Linked DNA regions of Homo sapiens: region 2 is linked to region 1. Evidence: read pairs that join two places in POLR2A ChIA-PET (ENCODE). Cell type or tissue: B cell. All regions are shown on one strand. Links, peaks and the distances in the headings refer to the core of each region. The heading gives the core; the rest is flanking DNA.

The links. Peaks named below come from ENCODE experiments on the same cell type or tissue, not always from the same donor. Only the 100,000 strongest peaks of a DNase experiment are listed, where the experiment ranks them.
Region 2: POLR2A ChIA-PET joins it to region 1 with 5 read pairs; 2 of 35 experiments call an interaction of 5 or more read pairs at or near these places.

What each region holds. Positions count from the first base shown.
Region 1 is chr1:155,176,021-155,184,029 of GRCh38, forward strand. TRIM46 (tripartite motif containing 46) reads left to right here. Exons shown (of 10, transcript NM_025058.5): 3 at 1-211; 4 at 912-1,055; 5 at 1,175-1,270; 6 at 1,982-2,235; 7 at 2,472-2,593; 8 at 3,612-3,914; 9 at 5,832-6,129; 10 at 7,777-8,009. Among named protein-coding and RNA genes, the nearest start is that of TRIM46, 6.2 kb to the left of the region's middle. In B cell, for the core only: no CTCF peak of the experiment used is centred there; no DNase peak of the experiment used is centred there.
Region 2 is chr1:155,943,898-155,951,304 of GRCh38, forward strand. ARHGEF2 (Rho/Rac guanine nucleotide exchange factor 2) reads right to left here. Exons shown (of 22, transcript NM_001162383.2): 20 at 6,932-7,375; 21 at 6,402-6,585; 22 at 2,957-4,118. The coding sequence ends at 4,045. MIR6738 (microRNA 6738) reads right to left here; the gene lies at 7,376-7,407. Among named protein-coding and RNA genes, the nearest start is that of MIR6738, 3.7 kb to the right of the region's middle. In B cell, for the core only: no CTCF peak of the experiment used is centred there; DNase peaks (open chromatin) are centred at 1,084, 1,344, 1,544 and 2,474; H3K4me3 peaks cover 1,136 bases; H3K27ac peaks cover 4,000 bases.

The DNA of each region.
Region 1 (8,009 bases), core at 1,291-5,290:
GGAGCGTGTGGTGGAGCGGTACCGCCAGAGTGTGAGTGTGGGAGGTGCCATCCTGTGCCAGTTGTGCAAGCCCCCACCACTAGAGGCCACCAAGGGCTGCACAGAGTGCCGCGCCACCTTCTGCAATGAGTGCTTCAAGCTCTTCCACCCCTGGGGCACCCAGAAGGCCCAGCATGAGCCCACCCTGCCTACCCTCTCCTTCCGACCCAAGGTGAGCCAGCCCTTCCAAGGCCTGGGGAGGGAGGGACATGCTGCTGCAGGTGGGTGGGGGTGCCTGGCATTGTGGGTTTCCAAAAGGAAGTGGGAAGGGTTTTCCAATGCTAAGCACCTATCTCTGTAATCTGTCACAAAGTCACTGGACAAATCATTCAACAACTTTGGGCCTCCATCTCATTTACATCCCTGTAGGGGGATGGTAGTATCTGCCCTGCAATGTCCATACCTAAAGGGTTGCTGAGAGGATGGTGTGAGATAATGTTTGTTCACTAAAAAGTGTTACCTGCACACTGAAAAGGTCTGTGTGCATTCACTCACTGAACAAATATTTATTGAGCACCTATGTGCATGGTGCTATTCTAGGTGTTGGAGATACAGCAGTAAACAAGATGGACAAGGTTAATTATTAACTACCAGGCAAAGATTAATTGGCATCATTATTACTGTTATTACCATATATCCCAATGAGAGAGATGAAGGGAGGTGCAATGCTGGTGAAATGGGCACCGCCCGGAGACTGCAGGAAAGGCTCTTTGATGCCAGTATGTACCACCAGGTGGCACTGTGGAGCACCACCAGCGGATGTCTCCACTCCCATCTTGCCAGTGGAGGAGGGCACCAAACTGCTGTAGTGGTAGCATAGCACCCTTACCCACACCATTGTCTGACCATCACATTGTTCTTTGTGTCCCTAGGGCCTTATGTGCCCAGACCACAAGGAAGAGGTGACCCACTACTGCAAGACATGCCAACGCCTGGTATGTCAACTCTGCCGGGTGCGGCGCACCCACAGCGGGCACAAGATCACACCAGTGCTCAGTGCCTACCAGGCCCTCAAGGTAAGGACCCCCCTTATCCAACCCTAGTGCTAACTCACACTCTTACCCTCTTGCACCTCCTCCCAACTGCTGGCTTCTGCAGAGCTGGGCTTGATGCCCACCTCTTTCTTCCCCCTCAGGACAAGCTGACAAAGAGCCTGACATACATCCTGGGAAACCAGGACACGGTACAGACCCAGATCTGTGAGCTGGAGGAGGCCGTGAGGCACACCGAGGTGAGGGAGGGCACAGAGGTAGGCCCTGGGCCCTGCCTGGGAGTAGGGGCAGGAAGGGGGTGTGGGTGATCATGACCCAATCACCTTGTTGCTAGCTCAGGAAGCCCGTGAGGTGTCCAGGTTCTGGTTAAACCAGGTTTGCAGGAACACCAGTGCCCCAGGCCAGGCTGTACCTGGGCTGCAGGAGGGGGCAGGGTGGCTATAGCTCAGGAGAGTGCTCGAAAAACCCCATGCATAGCTCAAAAAACCCCACGCGTAGCTCAGATGCTCTCAGGCTCAGGTGCCTACCGAGGATGTCACGCATTCCCAGTGCTAGAGTGAGGTGATGACTGATACCTTCTGCCAGGTTGCTTGAGCTGGCTGACATGGGGATGGACAACTAAGGATGGCATAGATGCCAGTGGACATTAATTAGTGCAGTCCAAGTGGACATTAGGGTAGCCATGGCCTCGTTCATTTGGATGAGTCACTAAGGGGCAGAGATTATGATGTGGGGTTCCGGGAAGGTTGGCACAAATGACCAGGAGTTGAGTCCATCTAGAGGTGCCTTTGCAGCCATGAGCCCAGGCCCTGTAGGAATGGGTGAGTAGGATTTCCCCAGATCCCTTGTGACCTTAGCCATGCTGTGGCATCCAAGGAGGCCAGCACAAGTGCTGCCTCCAAAAAGAAGATAGTAAGTCACGCATCCTTTGGGTGTTGCTCCCTGGGCAGGTGAGTGGTCAGCAGGCCAAGGAGGAGGTGTCGCAGCTGGTGCGGGGGCTGGGGGCTGTGCTGGAGGAGAAGCGGGCATCACTGCTTCAGGCCATTGAAGAATGCCAGCAGGAGCGGCTGGCCCGTCTCAGCGCCCAGATCCAGGAGCACCGGAGCCTGCTGGATGGCTCAGGTCTGGTGGGCTATGCCCAGGAAGTACTTAAGGAAACAGACCAGCCTTGCTTTGTGCAAGCCGCCAAGCAGCTGCACAACAGGTACTCAGGGGCATGGGCTCCTAGGGGGGCAGGGACATCATGGATGTGACCAACATCTAGGACAATGTCTACAGTACTGCCAGGTGGAGAACTGGCATTCTAAGGATTCTCATGAGGCCAAACTGATACCAGCTCCCAAAGCAGTTCCCAAGGCTCTAGGGGCAAGCAAGACAGAATTGAGGGGAAGGGAGACTGCCCACATGGCAGTGCCTGACCCTTTCTTGCCCCCATCCCAGGATTGCCCGAGCCACTGAAGCCCTCCAGACATTCCGGCCAGCTGCCAGCTCCTCCTTCCGCCATTGCCAGCTCGACGTGGGACGTGAGATGAAGCTGCTGACAGAGCTTAACTTCCTGCGAGGTAAGGAGATGGCCAGGCCCCATGCCCAACCAGAGCCTTCTTCCCTTCCTCCCCAGCAGCGGGCCCGGGGGGCAGTGCCTACCGGGGACCTCCCCGGCCTCCTGCCCGGCCTGGCCAGCCATTCCTCCCACCCAGCCCACCCTGCCACACCGTCCTACCGCGCTCAGCGCTGCTTCTCCCTCTCTTTGTTTGTAGGCTGTGGCCACCGCGGACTCTGCTCCGGAGCACCCCAGGCAAGTCAGCGGCCCTGCCCCGGGGGCCCTGCCCGCCGCCGGGCCCCCTTCCCACCCCGCTGCTCCCACGCATCTCAGCCAACCACTCATTGCTTCCTTCTCTTTCCTGCCTTGCCCCGACCTCGTGGTCCTCCCACTGGACCAATGCCCTGTCTCCCTTCTGCCTTCTTCAGGCGCTTGCGTAATCCTGGCCCTTCTGACCTTTTGTCCTTGTGACCCTTGCCCTCTGGCCTTGCACTTCCTTTCCCTTGACCTCCAACCCCTGCCCTCAGCTTTTGCTGTCCCTCTGTTGTCCCCACTTTCCACCTCGCTGCCTCCTAAATCTCTCTTCTGAGCCTGGTCCCCTTCCTTCCTGCTCAGCGCCCTCTTGCCTGTGGGCTCCAGTGGCCTTTGCCTGCCCCTCCCTGGGGCTCCTCTTAATTCATAGAATAACTGAGCTGCAAGGGCCCCCAGAACTTACCTGATCTGATACCCTCATTTGACAGGGGAGGAAACTGAGGCCCAGAAAGGGGAAGTGACTTATTCCAGGCCAGAGTGAGGTAGCAGCAGCCCAGAACTAGCACACAGGTGTCCTGACCCCCAGCCCAGCGCTTTCCTGCCTCGTTCTCTCTTGGGCCCTGCCCTACCCCTCCTGTGCCCAGTTCCCAGATGAGCCCTTCCCCAGCTCCCTCTCACCCACACTCACCCCCCCGGCTCCCGCTGCTTTCCCTTTTCCTGCCTGCCCCTGCCCTCCATGCCAGGCCAGTGGCCAGGCCCTGACTGACACCCGCTGTCTCTTCCAACAGTGCCTGAGGCCCCCGTCATTGACACCCAGCGCACCTTTGCCTATGATCAGATCTTCCTGTGCTGGCGGCTGCCCCCCCATTCACCACCTGCCTGGCACTATACCGTTGAGTTCCGGCGCACGGATGTGCCTGCTCAGCCAGGCCCCACCCGCTGGCAGCGGCGGGAGGAGGTGAGGGGCACCAGTGCCCTGCTTGAGAACCCCGACACGGGCTCTGTGTATGTGCTGCGTGTCCGCGGCTGCAACAAGGCCGGCTACGGCGAATACAGTGAAGATGTGCACCTGCACACGCCCCCGGCACCTGGTGAGTGGGCAGGCACAGGTGGTCGTGCAAAGGGCATGGGGTATGCCAGGGCCTAGGCCCTGACGGTTGGTTCCGGTGGCCGCTAGAGAGGCCATATAACATAGTAGGTCTCACACACACTAGCTCTGGAGCTAGACTGCTTGGGTTCAAATCCCAGCTCTGCCTCTTGCCAACTGTGTGGGTGGCTTCTGGCAAGTTTTTACCCTCTCTGAACTTCAGAGTCCTTTTCTGTAGGGATAACGATAATACTGGCCAGGTGCAGCGGCTCATGCCTGTAATCCTAGCACTTTGGGAGGCCAAGGAGGGAGGATTGCTTGAGGCCAGGAGTTCAAGACCAACCTGGCCAACACAGCGAGACCCGATCTCTAAAAAAATAAATAGGCCAGGCGAGGTAGCTCATGCCTGTAATCCCAGCACTTTGGGAGGCCGAGGCGGGCGGATCACAAGGTCAAGAGTTTGAGACCAGCCTGGCCAACATGGTGAAACCCCGTCTCTACTAGGAATACAAAACTTAGCCAGGCGTGGTGGTGCGTGCCTACAATTCCAGCTACTCGGGAGGCTGAGGTAGGAGAATCGCTTGAACCTGGGAGGCGGAGGTTGCAGTGAGCTGAGATCGCGCCACTGGACTCCAGCCTGGACAACAGAGCAAGACTCCGACGTCTCGGAAAAATAAATAAATAAATAAATAAATAAAGGCCAGGCAAGGTGGCTCACACCTGTAATCCCAGCACTTTGGGAGGCCAAGGTGGGTGGATCCCCTGAGGTTGGGAGTTTGAGACCAGCCTGACCAACATGGAGAAACCCCATCTCTACTAAAAATACAACATTAGCTGGGTGTGGTGGCGCATGCCTGTAATCCCAGCTACTTGGGAGGCTGAGGCAGGAGAATTGCTTGAACCCAGGAGGCGGAGGTTGCGGTGAGCCGAGATCGCGCCATTGCACTTCAGCCTGAGCAACAAGAGTGAAACTCTGTCTCAATAAATAAGTAAATAAAATACGTAAAAAATAAATTATTTTTGGCTGGGCACAGTGGCTCACGCCTGTAATCCCAGCACTTTGGGAGGCCGAGGTGGATGGATCACGAGGTCAGGCGTTCAAGACCAGCCTGGCCAACATAGTGAAACCCCGTCTCTACTAAAAATGAAAATGAAAATAATTAGCTGGGTGTGGTTGCAGGCGCCTGTAATCCCAGCTACTTGGAAGGCTGAGGCAGGAGAATGGCTTGAACCTGGGAGGCAGGGGTTGCAGTGAGCCAAGATTGCGCCACTGCACTCCAGCCTGGGGAACAGTGTGAGACTCCGTCTCAAAAACATATATATATTTTTAAAAAATGATAATGCTTACCTCATAGAGTTGCAAGAATTCAACTGGTTTGAGACGATCAATGGGAGTCTGAGTACAGTGTCCGGCTCATGGTTAGGGCTCAAGAATGTTACTAAAGTGACTAGAAAATAGTTCGGACTCCAGGGGGTGGGCATAAGAGGGAAGCCTTGCCACCCAAATAGGGGCTGGGTATAAGGGCCAGGTGTGAACCCAGAGTATGGGCTGGAAGGCACAGATTGATGGTGATGGGAATGTCACCAGGTGGAACAGAATAGTGGGAACTGTCCATGGGGCTGGCCACAAGTAAGGGGTTCGAGGGAGCCCCATGAGTCAGCCAGGTCCGGAGCACTGACTTCTGTGCCCACTGCCATCACAAAAACTCTCTGGGGTCCCACGCCCATTTGGAATGCCCCCTTCTTTTTTCCTCATGCCCCCCATTCCAGTTTCCCATGTCCTGTTCTCCTGAACCCCCTGCCTGTTCCTGGTGACTGAACCCCCTTGCAACGCGTTCCCTGTTCTGCAGTCTCACAGCCCCCAGTGCCAGTGTTTGTCCCTGAAGTTCTTGCTCCATCTCAACCCTCTCCCTCCTTCCAGTCCTGCACTTCTTCCTCGATAGCCGCTGGGGCGCAAGCCGAGAGCGGCTGGCTATCAGCAAGGACCAGCGAGCAGTACGGAGTGTTCCAGGGCTGCCCCTGCTGCTGGCTGCTGACCGGCTGCTGACCGGCTGCCACCTGAGTGTGGATGTGGTCCTGGGCGACGTGGCTGTGACCCAGGGCCGCAGCTACTGGGCCTGCGCCGTAGACCCAGCCTCCTACTTGGTCAAGGTGGGCGTCGGGCTGGAGAGCAAGCTTCAAGAAAGTTTCCAGGGTGCCCCCGATGTGATCAGCCCCAGGTCAGACCCCTCTGGAAGGGATGGGGTGTGGGGGTCCTGGTGGGAGTGAGGGGCACAGAAGGGGTGGCAAGTGGAGCACAGACTTGCTAGGGTGGGGCTGGGAGGGGATTAGGAGGAAGTAGTAGGAGCCTGGAAGCCAGGCTGGGAGGCCTGTGTCCAGGAGACGCATGGGCTCAGCAAAAGGGCTTTTGAGGACTGATTTTCAGAGCATGTCGTGTGGTCAGGGAAAGGGATGATAGAAGAGGGAGCCATCTCTGCTTCCTTCCAACCATCTGTCACTCTGGATCAACACACCATCTCTCCAAGCATCTGTGTCCTTTCTTCCTAACACTCCATTTCCAACATACCTTCTCCATAAAACCTTTGCTCTCCAAGACCTCCTTCACCCGTATCTTAAAATTCTTCCCTTAGCCGGATGCGGTGGCTCACGCCTGTAATCCCAGCACTTTGGGAGGCTGAGGCAGGCAAATCACTGGAGGTCGAGAGTTCGAGACCAGCTTGACCAACATGGAGTGACCCCATCTCTACTAAAAATACAAAAAAAATAGCTGGGCGTGGTAGCGCATGCCTGTAACCCCGGCTACTCGTGAGGCTGAGGCAGGAGAATCACTTGAACCCGGGAGGTGGAGGTTGCGGTGAGCCAAGATTGTGTCATTGCACTGCAGCCTGGGCGACAAAAGCAAAACTCCTTCTCAAAAAAAAAAAAAAAAAAATTCTTCCCTTAAACATCCCACCTCCATAACCCTCCTCTCCCCAACTCCCTGTTTTTTTTTTTTTTTGAAATGGAGTCTCGCTCTGTCGCTCAGGCTGGAGTCTAGCGGCGCGATCTCCGCTCACTGCAAGCTCCACCTCCCGGGTTCACACCATTCTCCTGCCTCAGCCTCCCGAGTAGCTGGGACTACAGGCACCCGCCACCATGCCCAGCTAATTTTTTGTATTTTTAGTAGAGACGGGCTTTCACCGTGTTAGCCAGGATGGTCTCAATCTCCTGACCTCGTGATCCGCCCACCTTGGCCTCCCAAAGTGCTGGGATTACAGGCGTGAGCCACTGTGCCTGGCCCCAACTCCCTATTTAACACCCTCCCACTAATGCTTTGCATCCTAAGCCTTCTCCCCAGCACTCTATCCCCCAACACCTTATTTCTTCAAAATGCTTTCTCCCCAACACAAACCCCTCCTAAACCCCATTGTCCCCAACCCCGCATACCTCTAACACCCTTCATTTGTGACACCAATCCACCCTCATCTCTCTCCCGACACCCACCTTCCCAACATCCTTTCTCTTCTTAGTCACTAATCTCGGATTCTTCCAATGTCCTCTAATCCTCAGAACCATCTCCCCAGCATGATTTCCCCAAGACCATTTTTCTCAATGCCTTTCCGCGGGCTATACCAATGCCATGTCTTTCCTGTCCGCCTGCCCCTCTCTTGCCAATGTGCTTTCCTCTCAGTGCTCTCTTTCCACCAAACCCAAACCCCTGACCCTATACTCTAACCCCTGCCTCTTCAGCGTTTTCTTCTCAACACCCAAAATCCATCCCTTCAACCTCTTGCTCCTTAACATTCCATCCTTCCAGCGTCTCCCTCTGGTACCTCATCCGTCACTCCATCCCTCAACAATCTCGTCCCCAACACCCGCTTCTGCAGGTACGACCCGGACAGCGGGCACGACAGCGGTGCCGAGGATGCCACAGTGGAGGCGTCGCCACCCTTCGCTTTCCTAACCATTGGCATGGGCAAGATCCTGCTGGGGTCGGGGGCAAGCTCAAACGCAGGGCTGACAGGGAGGGATGGCCCCACAGCCGGCTGCACAGTGCCCCTGCCACCCCGCCTGGGCATCTGCCTGGACTATGAGCGGGGCCGGGTTTCCTTCCTGGATG
Region 2 (7,407 bases), core at 808-4,807, 770 kb after region 1:
CTCCGCTTCCCGGGTTCAAGCGATTCTCCTGCCTCAGCCTCCCGAGTAGCTGGGACTACAGGCTCCCGCTACCATGCCTGGCCAATTTTTTGTAATTTTTAATAGAGACAGAGTTTCACCATATTGGCCAGGCTGGTCTCAAACTCCTGACCTCTAGTGATCTGCCCACCTCGGCCTCCCAAAGTGCTGGAGTTACAGGCGTGAGCCACCGCACCCGGTCGAGCTATTATTCTTACACCCTGTGTAAAATGGAGACAGAGAGATGGGAGGAAATAAGCGTGCAGCTGGGAGATGGGGATGGGGAACCATGTCTCAGCTGGAATGGTTGTATATGCTCTGAAGTGGGGTATAATGAAAGTCTCACATAAAGAACTCAGAGGTTGGCCCCTAAGCCCCTCTTGAAGGTGTGTTCTCCAGGACAGGGGTTCCTCTTTGGTTCCTGTATTGAGATGCATCAATGATAAAGGTTAGCCATCAGAAGGATTTTCTAGGAGGCAGCCCCTAGAAAGGAGGGAGGCAGAGGGAAGATGAGGTAGAGCTCCCACTTCCACTGCCCCCCCACCGCCCCCCGCCCCAAGCTCTCTGGCATGACTTGTAACCTATGAGGACGCAGGCTGCTCAGGCTCCTGGGGCAGCAGCTGGGAGCAGTGCCGCCTTATTAAGTGCAGAGCGCCCTGTGAAGGGGGAGGCCACAGTGCCTCCAGGTGCCCCCTGTCCCAGTTCCTTTAATTGCTGGGCAGAGGAGGCTCCAAAGAGGCACCCAATTCACAACAGATTAAGCAATGTGAAAGGAACTTAATTAGCCTCTTGTTTAATTTCCTCTTTTTGATGATGTTTAAACTAGTTCCAAAACTCCACGTCTATTCCTAGCCCATGCAGGCAATGGAAAATCCCTCACCACCTAAGCACCCATCTTCCCACCCCAGCAGCTCCCTCTGATGGCTTTGCTGGGCTCCGGATATTGGCTCCTCTGGGGGCATCTCTGCTTTATGGGCCCCAGAGGTAAATATTGACAAAGTGTACACAGGTCCAAGTTAGAGATGAACTGCATGCACAAAGACCTACTCTTGTGGGGGAGTGGAACGAGGAGGGTGCAGTGGAGGATGGAGAAGGGAGGGCTGGGCAGAGCAGGCGGCCTGGAGCTCCCCTTGGAACGGAGGGAAGGCAATGTTTTGGTGAGAACCTGGGCCCTGGCTCCCTGGAACACCAAGCCAAATGGCTTTGAAACTTCAGCAGGAGGGACAGAGGTTAAGACTGTGGGTTCCCAAAAGTGGGTTAGGGAGGGGACAGGGGACACAACGGTGAAAGATGTGAGGAAGAGGCCTAGCTCTCAGGAGTAGACACATCAGACAAATGCTTGTGCCCCATGTTCTGGGGCTGAAGGTGTGTGTGTGTGTGTGTGTGTGTGTGTGTGTGTGTGTGTGTGGAGGGGGTTGGTACGGGGTGGCAGAAGGGACAGCACTGCTTCAAAGAAAGCAGCGGGGGACTTCACACCCACTCTGGGCTGTGTCTCCAGGTTTCCATGTTCTCTGCTGACCAGCATCTCTCATTGGATCTGTGGGGCATTCTGGGAGAGCCTGCATTCCCCTTTCTTGGTGGTCTCTGCATGCTGTCTAATATCCTCACCCTACCCCCACCTACCTTCCTTCCCCACCTAAAGGTGCCACCCTCACAGCTCTGGGTCGGAGATACTTCCAGCTGACCTGGAAGACAGCTGCTGAGCCCTGTGTCCCTGTGTGTGAAATGTGAAGCCCTGGTGTTTTTTTTTTTTTCTTTTCTCCAGGCAGGGTCTTGCTCTGTCACCCAGGCTGGAGTGCTGGAGTGCAGTGGCACAATCTCGGCTCACTGCAACCTCTGCCTCCCGGGTTCAAGCAATTCTCCCACCTCAGCCTCCCAGGTAGCTGGGAATACAGGTGCCCGCCATCACGCCCGGCTAATTTTTGTATTTTTAGTAGAGATGGGGTTTCACCATGTTGGCCAGGCTGGTCTCGAACTCCTGGCCTCAAGTGATCCACCCAACTCAGCTTCCCAAAGTGCTGGGATTATAGGCGTGAGCCACTGCACCCAGCCAGCCCTGGTATTTTTAGGCAGAGTAGCCAAGAGAGAAAAGTGGTGGACTGGAACTAAGAAGGCCGGCCCCCTCCTGGCCTGGCAAGCTTCGTGCACCTAGGTTTCCCGGCCCATAAAATGAGAACAATTCCCCATTCTCAGGATCCCCGTAATGGCTGAGAAAGCACCTTGTAAAGGCTTGATGCTGGTGGATGAGAGTTACAGAAGGGGAGGGTGCTGGCTGCTCCCCCAGCCTGCTCCCCATGTGACTTCAATTCCTCTTTCTAGCTGAGGGCCTGAGCCCCCTTCTCCTGATCTGACCCCACAGGCTCCAACAGGGATGTGAATTCATACCAGCATTTATACAACCCTAGACTCTCACCTCCTCCCCTCCCCCACAGCCCCAAAGTAAGTACCAACTGGGAACAGGAAGTAAAACCAACTAAAACCAAGAACTGAAACCAGCTCATCTCTCACTGCCTCTCAAAGAGGGACAGTAAATGAGCAGCTCCTGTGACGGGTAACCCCAGGGCCCGACATCATGGAGATCAACAAGGGCCTAGTGGGGGATGGATCTGACAATGAATGACACTGGGGATGGGGGCAATAGGTGGAGGTGATTGCTGAGCATGGCATACAAATACGATGAACACACTTTTCCTGATACCGGAATTCCCAACATTGGAACCTGTGTGCCCCTTTGTTTTTATCCTTGTATTTGTGAATTAAAAAAACAAAAAAAAGATTTGCAGTGGTTACTTTTGTTAGTGCCCCCTCTCTTCAGTGAGGCAGAGGCTGTCCTTGCGGTGAGAGGAAAAGGCCCCTTTCAGAGGAACTTAGGTCACTGCCCGGCTCTCTACTACCATCCTCCTCAGAATTGGCAGACATTATGGAAGACAGTACCTTATGGAGTTCCAGGTTTTTAATTTTCCCTGAATTTTTTTTTTAAACAACAAAATTGGCAAGAAGAAAATTCTTCGACATTTGGGGGCTGGTCGACATTTGGGGGCAAGGGTTCCACTGAAAAATCCCCCAAATTCACGCTGAGGTTTCAGGTCATGGTTGCTGAGGTGGAAGATGAGGTCAGGGCTCTTGGAGATTTTCCAACCCACCCTAGAACTTGTTTCTAAATGGCTGGGGAAGAGGTCAGTATAGGTCCCCCCGTTACTGCAGATGAAGGCAGAAGTCATTCTCTCCCCCACCCCTCAACTTCTTCAGAGATGTGGAGATAGGAGGCTTCGATCTCTAATTGCCTACGATCTCTTAAAAATATAAAACACGTGCAGTTGACTTTGGTACAAAAAAGAAAACAAAAGAACAACAAAACATTCTGGTCCCTGTGGGTTTTTTCCCTCACCCCCAACAAACCATTATGGCCACCCCAACCTTTATTCCATCAACTCCAGGAAGCCAGGTTATCTCCCAGGGCTTCCATGAAGGACGGAGAAAGGGAGAACAGCAGTAAGAGGTTGAGGGGAGAGGAGAAAGGGACATGGCCCTGCCCACAGCCCTCCTTTATTTAAAGGGCAGTAGGGTGCTGTGGCTGCAGCCTCTCCTCCAAGACGGATGTTGCAGGGGAGGGCCGTTAGGGCAAGAACCCAGCAGCTGCGTGGATGAGCCTGAATATACCCCAGTAGTGTTCAAGGACAAGGCCCTCTGATCCCTATGGCTTGGTTCCCATGTCCCTGGTCCTTTAAATCTCCCCTCTCCCCCCATAACTAATAAACAATAAATAAATAAATTTTCCTAAAGTTGCGGGAAGAAGGCATGAACCACTGGCATCTGTGGTGTAGCTTTCGGATGTCCCAGGGGGTGTTGTGGCCTAATTCCCCTAGCTTCTTAAATGGCCCCAGGTATCCAAGGATCCCAAGAGCTGGCAAGGACAATTTGCAGTTCTTTCAAATGTTCCCTCATCATTGGCAAATTGGAGTCCCCAAGGTTAGCCCCCTCAGTAATGTTCTTCAGTGGGGCACGGGGCAGGGGGGAGGGGCCCCCTTAGCTCTCGGAGGCTACAGCCTCCCCGTCGCGGCTCTCCGTCTCCTCCGGGATGTCCTGCATTCTGGTAAAGTCTGAAGGGGGACAGGACAAAGCCAGTGAGTTAGCAGAGACTCCCATGAGGAACTGTACCCCTAGACTAATGCCTCCCCATCTGCAGGCTCAGGGGGCTCTGGGGCTGTGAAGGGATGACAGGGTTCTGTAAATTCTTGGGTGAGAGGAAAACCTTTGGCAACAAAGTAAGCAAGGTATCCATACCTAGGTACCGGATACACTTTTACAGTATCCAAAGATACAATTTGATTAGGAAAATACAAAATACTTTAAGGTTAAAGCTTTTGGTAATTTTTTATTTCATGAACCAACTGTAAAAACTTGAAGTTCTTTGAAACTTTTTTTACTTTAAAAACTGGCCCCATGGCTCGTGCTTATAATCCTAACACTTTGGGAGGCTAAGGTGGGAGAATCACTTAAGGCCAGGAGTTGGAGACCAGCCTGGCCAACATGGTGAAACCCCATCTCTACTAAAAATGCCAAAAATTAGCTATATGTGGTGGCATGCGCCTGTAATCCCAGCTACTCGGGAGGCTGAGGAACAAGAATTGCTTGAACTTGGGAGGTGGAAGTTGCAGTGAGCTGAGATTGTGCCACTACACTCCAGCCTGGGTGACAGAGCAAAACTGTCTCAAAAAAAACAAAACAAAACAAAACAAAAAACTATACCTTCCCAGGCACAGTGGTATGTACCTGTAGCCCCAGCTACTTGGGAGGATCACTTAAGCCCAGGAGTTTGAGTCCAGCCTCGGCAACAGCACAAGACCCTCTCTCTAACATAAAAAATTTTAGAGTGAGATCCTCTGTCTGGGTCTCCGGGTCTCTTTCTGTCGCCCAGGCTGGAGCAATCACGGAGTACTGTCAACTCAACCTGCTGGGCTCAAGTGATCCTCTCACCTCACTCTCACTCTCCGTAGCTAGGACTACAGGCTCACTCCACCACACCTGGCTAATTAAAAAAATTTTGGGGGACCAGGCACGGTGGCTCACACCTGTAATCCCAGCACTTTGGGAGGCCAATGTGGGTGAATCACCTGAGGCCAGGAGTTCGAGACCAGCCTGGCCAACATGGTGAAACCCCATCTCTACTAAAAAATACAAAAAAAATTAGCCAGGTGTGGTAGTGCATGCCTGTAAATCCCAGCTACTCGAGAGGCTGAGGCAGGAGAATCACTTGAACTCAGGAGGTGGAGGTTGCAGTGAGCTGAGATTGTGCCACTGCACTCCAGCCTGGGTGACAGAGTGAGACTCCATCTTAAATAAATAAATAAATAAAATAAAATAAAATAAAATAAAATAAAATAGACCGGGTGCAGTGGCTCACATCTGTAATCCCAGCACTTTGGGAGGCCAAGGCAGGCGGATCATGAGGTCAAGAGATTGAGACCAGACTGGGCAACATGGTGAAACCCTATCTCTTCTAAAAATACAAAAATTAGCTGGGCGTGGAGGCATGTGCCTGTAGTCCCAGCTACTCGGGAGTCTGAGGCAGGAGAATCACTTGGACCTGGGAGGCGGAGGTTGCAGTAAGCGGAGATCTCACTACTGTACTCCAGCCTGGCGACAGAGTGAGAATTCCATCTCAAAAAAAAAAAAAATTTAGCCAGGCGTGGTGGCTCATGCCTGTAATCCCGACACTCTGGGAGGCCAAGACAGGTGGATCGCGAGGTCAGCCGTTCAAGACCAACCTGGCCAACATAGTGAAACCCCATTTCTACTAAAAATACAAAAATTAGCTGGGCGTGGCGGTGGGCGCCTGTAATCCTAGCTACTTGGGAGGCTGAGGCAGGAGAATCGCTTGAACCTGGAAGGCAGAGGTTGCAGTGAGCCAAGATCACGCCACTGCACTCCAGCCCAGGCAACAGTGCAAGACTCCATCTCAAAAAATAATAATGAAATAAATTAATTAAATAAAATAAAAAAATAAATAAATGAATTTTTTTTTGTAGAGAAGGTGGGTCTCACTATGTTGCCCAGGCTGGCCTCAAAATTCTGAGCTCAAGCGATCCTCCTGCCTTGGCCTCCCAAAGTGTTAGGATTACAGGCCTGAGCCGCCATGCCTTTTTAAAAAAGAATCTGTTTTTACTTCTAAAGGTTGGGAATCACCAACCAGTTGGAGGAGAGAGGCCCCTCCTGCTTCCTAGACTTCCACCACCCATTCATCATCAGACAAAACAGGAAGTCCCTCCCTAGAGTTACTACAAGCCTCACAGGTCAGTTAGGGCCCATTTGGAAGCCACAGCCCAATGGCCTGTACCCAGGCTGCACTCTACCTCTGGTCCATGTCTCCGCCAGGGTCTCACCTCGTGGACTGTGGGGCGGAGACAGACGGCTGCTACCTTCCTCCTCGCTGCCAGTGTCAGGGTCACTGCTGTCTTGCAGCCGCTCTTCGGGGCTCCCCAGTTCCTGCCTCTCTCGGTCCTCAAAGTTTCGATGGACAGAGCGAGTAGTGACAGGTAGATCCAGGCGGTCAGTGCCTCGGCTGGGCTGTGGACAGTGGGCAGGAAGAACAGCAGGTCAGGGACTGAGTAGTGTGAAGATTGGAGGTTCTGCTTGGCTGAAGGCAGCAGCTCTCCCCCCTGGGGCTCACCCATGAGTCCCCTTCAGGAGATCCACCACCAACTGGCCTCTTTCAGCACCACGACCCGAGTTAATTTCCTCCACCCCTGCACCCATCTACATTTCTTTTCAGTTCTCCAACCAGTATCTCAATATCCTTCAAGTCAGTTGACTGATTGCATTTGGGCTCAAATCCCCAATGGCCCAATTTCTTTCGGGCTCCATGGACCCTTATGTCCACCCCAGGTCCATTCACCACTGCAGGCCACCTTACCTGTGGGGGGTTGAAACTCAAGTACAGGGCATCGCCTGCGGGGAGGCTGCGCCGCCGAGGATCCACAGGTCTGCGGGCCCAGGGGGCCTCAGCTGGGAGTGGCTCGGTCTGGCCCAGGGCGGCCAGCTGCCTTCGAGCCTCTTCGGCCTCACGCTCCAGCAGTGCCCGGGCCTGCTCACTCTCCCGGAGCCGGGCCTCCAGGCTGCCAGCTTCGGTTGCCCGTTCTTCACCTAGCCGCCGGCAGCGCCGTAGCTCCTCCTGCAGCAGCGCATGTTGCCGCTGCAGTAATGCCAGTTCCGTGGCCTGCTTTTCAGGGGCCACAGGGGCAGCCCCAGCCCTGCCAGCCTCCCCATCCCGAGAGTTGGCTCGGCACAGCTTCTCCCGCCGCTCAGGGCCCTCAGGGAACCGGGCTTCCATCAGAGTGTCCTGCTGGGCCACAGCTGCCTGGGAGTAGAATGCAGGCAGAAGGGTTTATC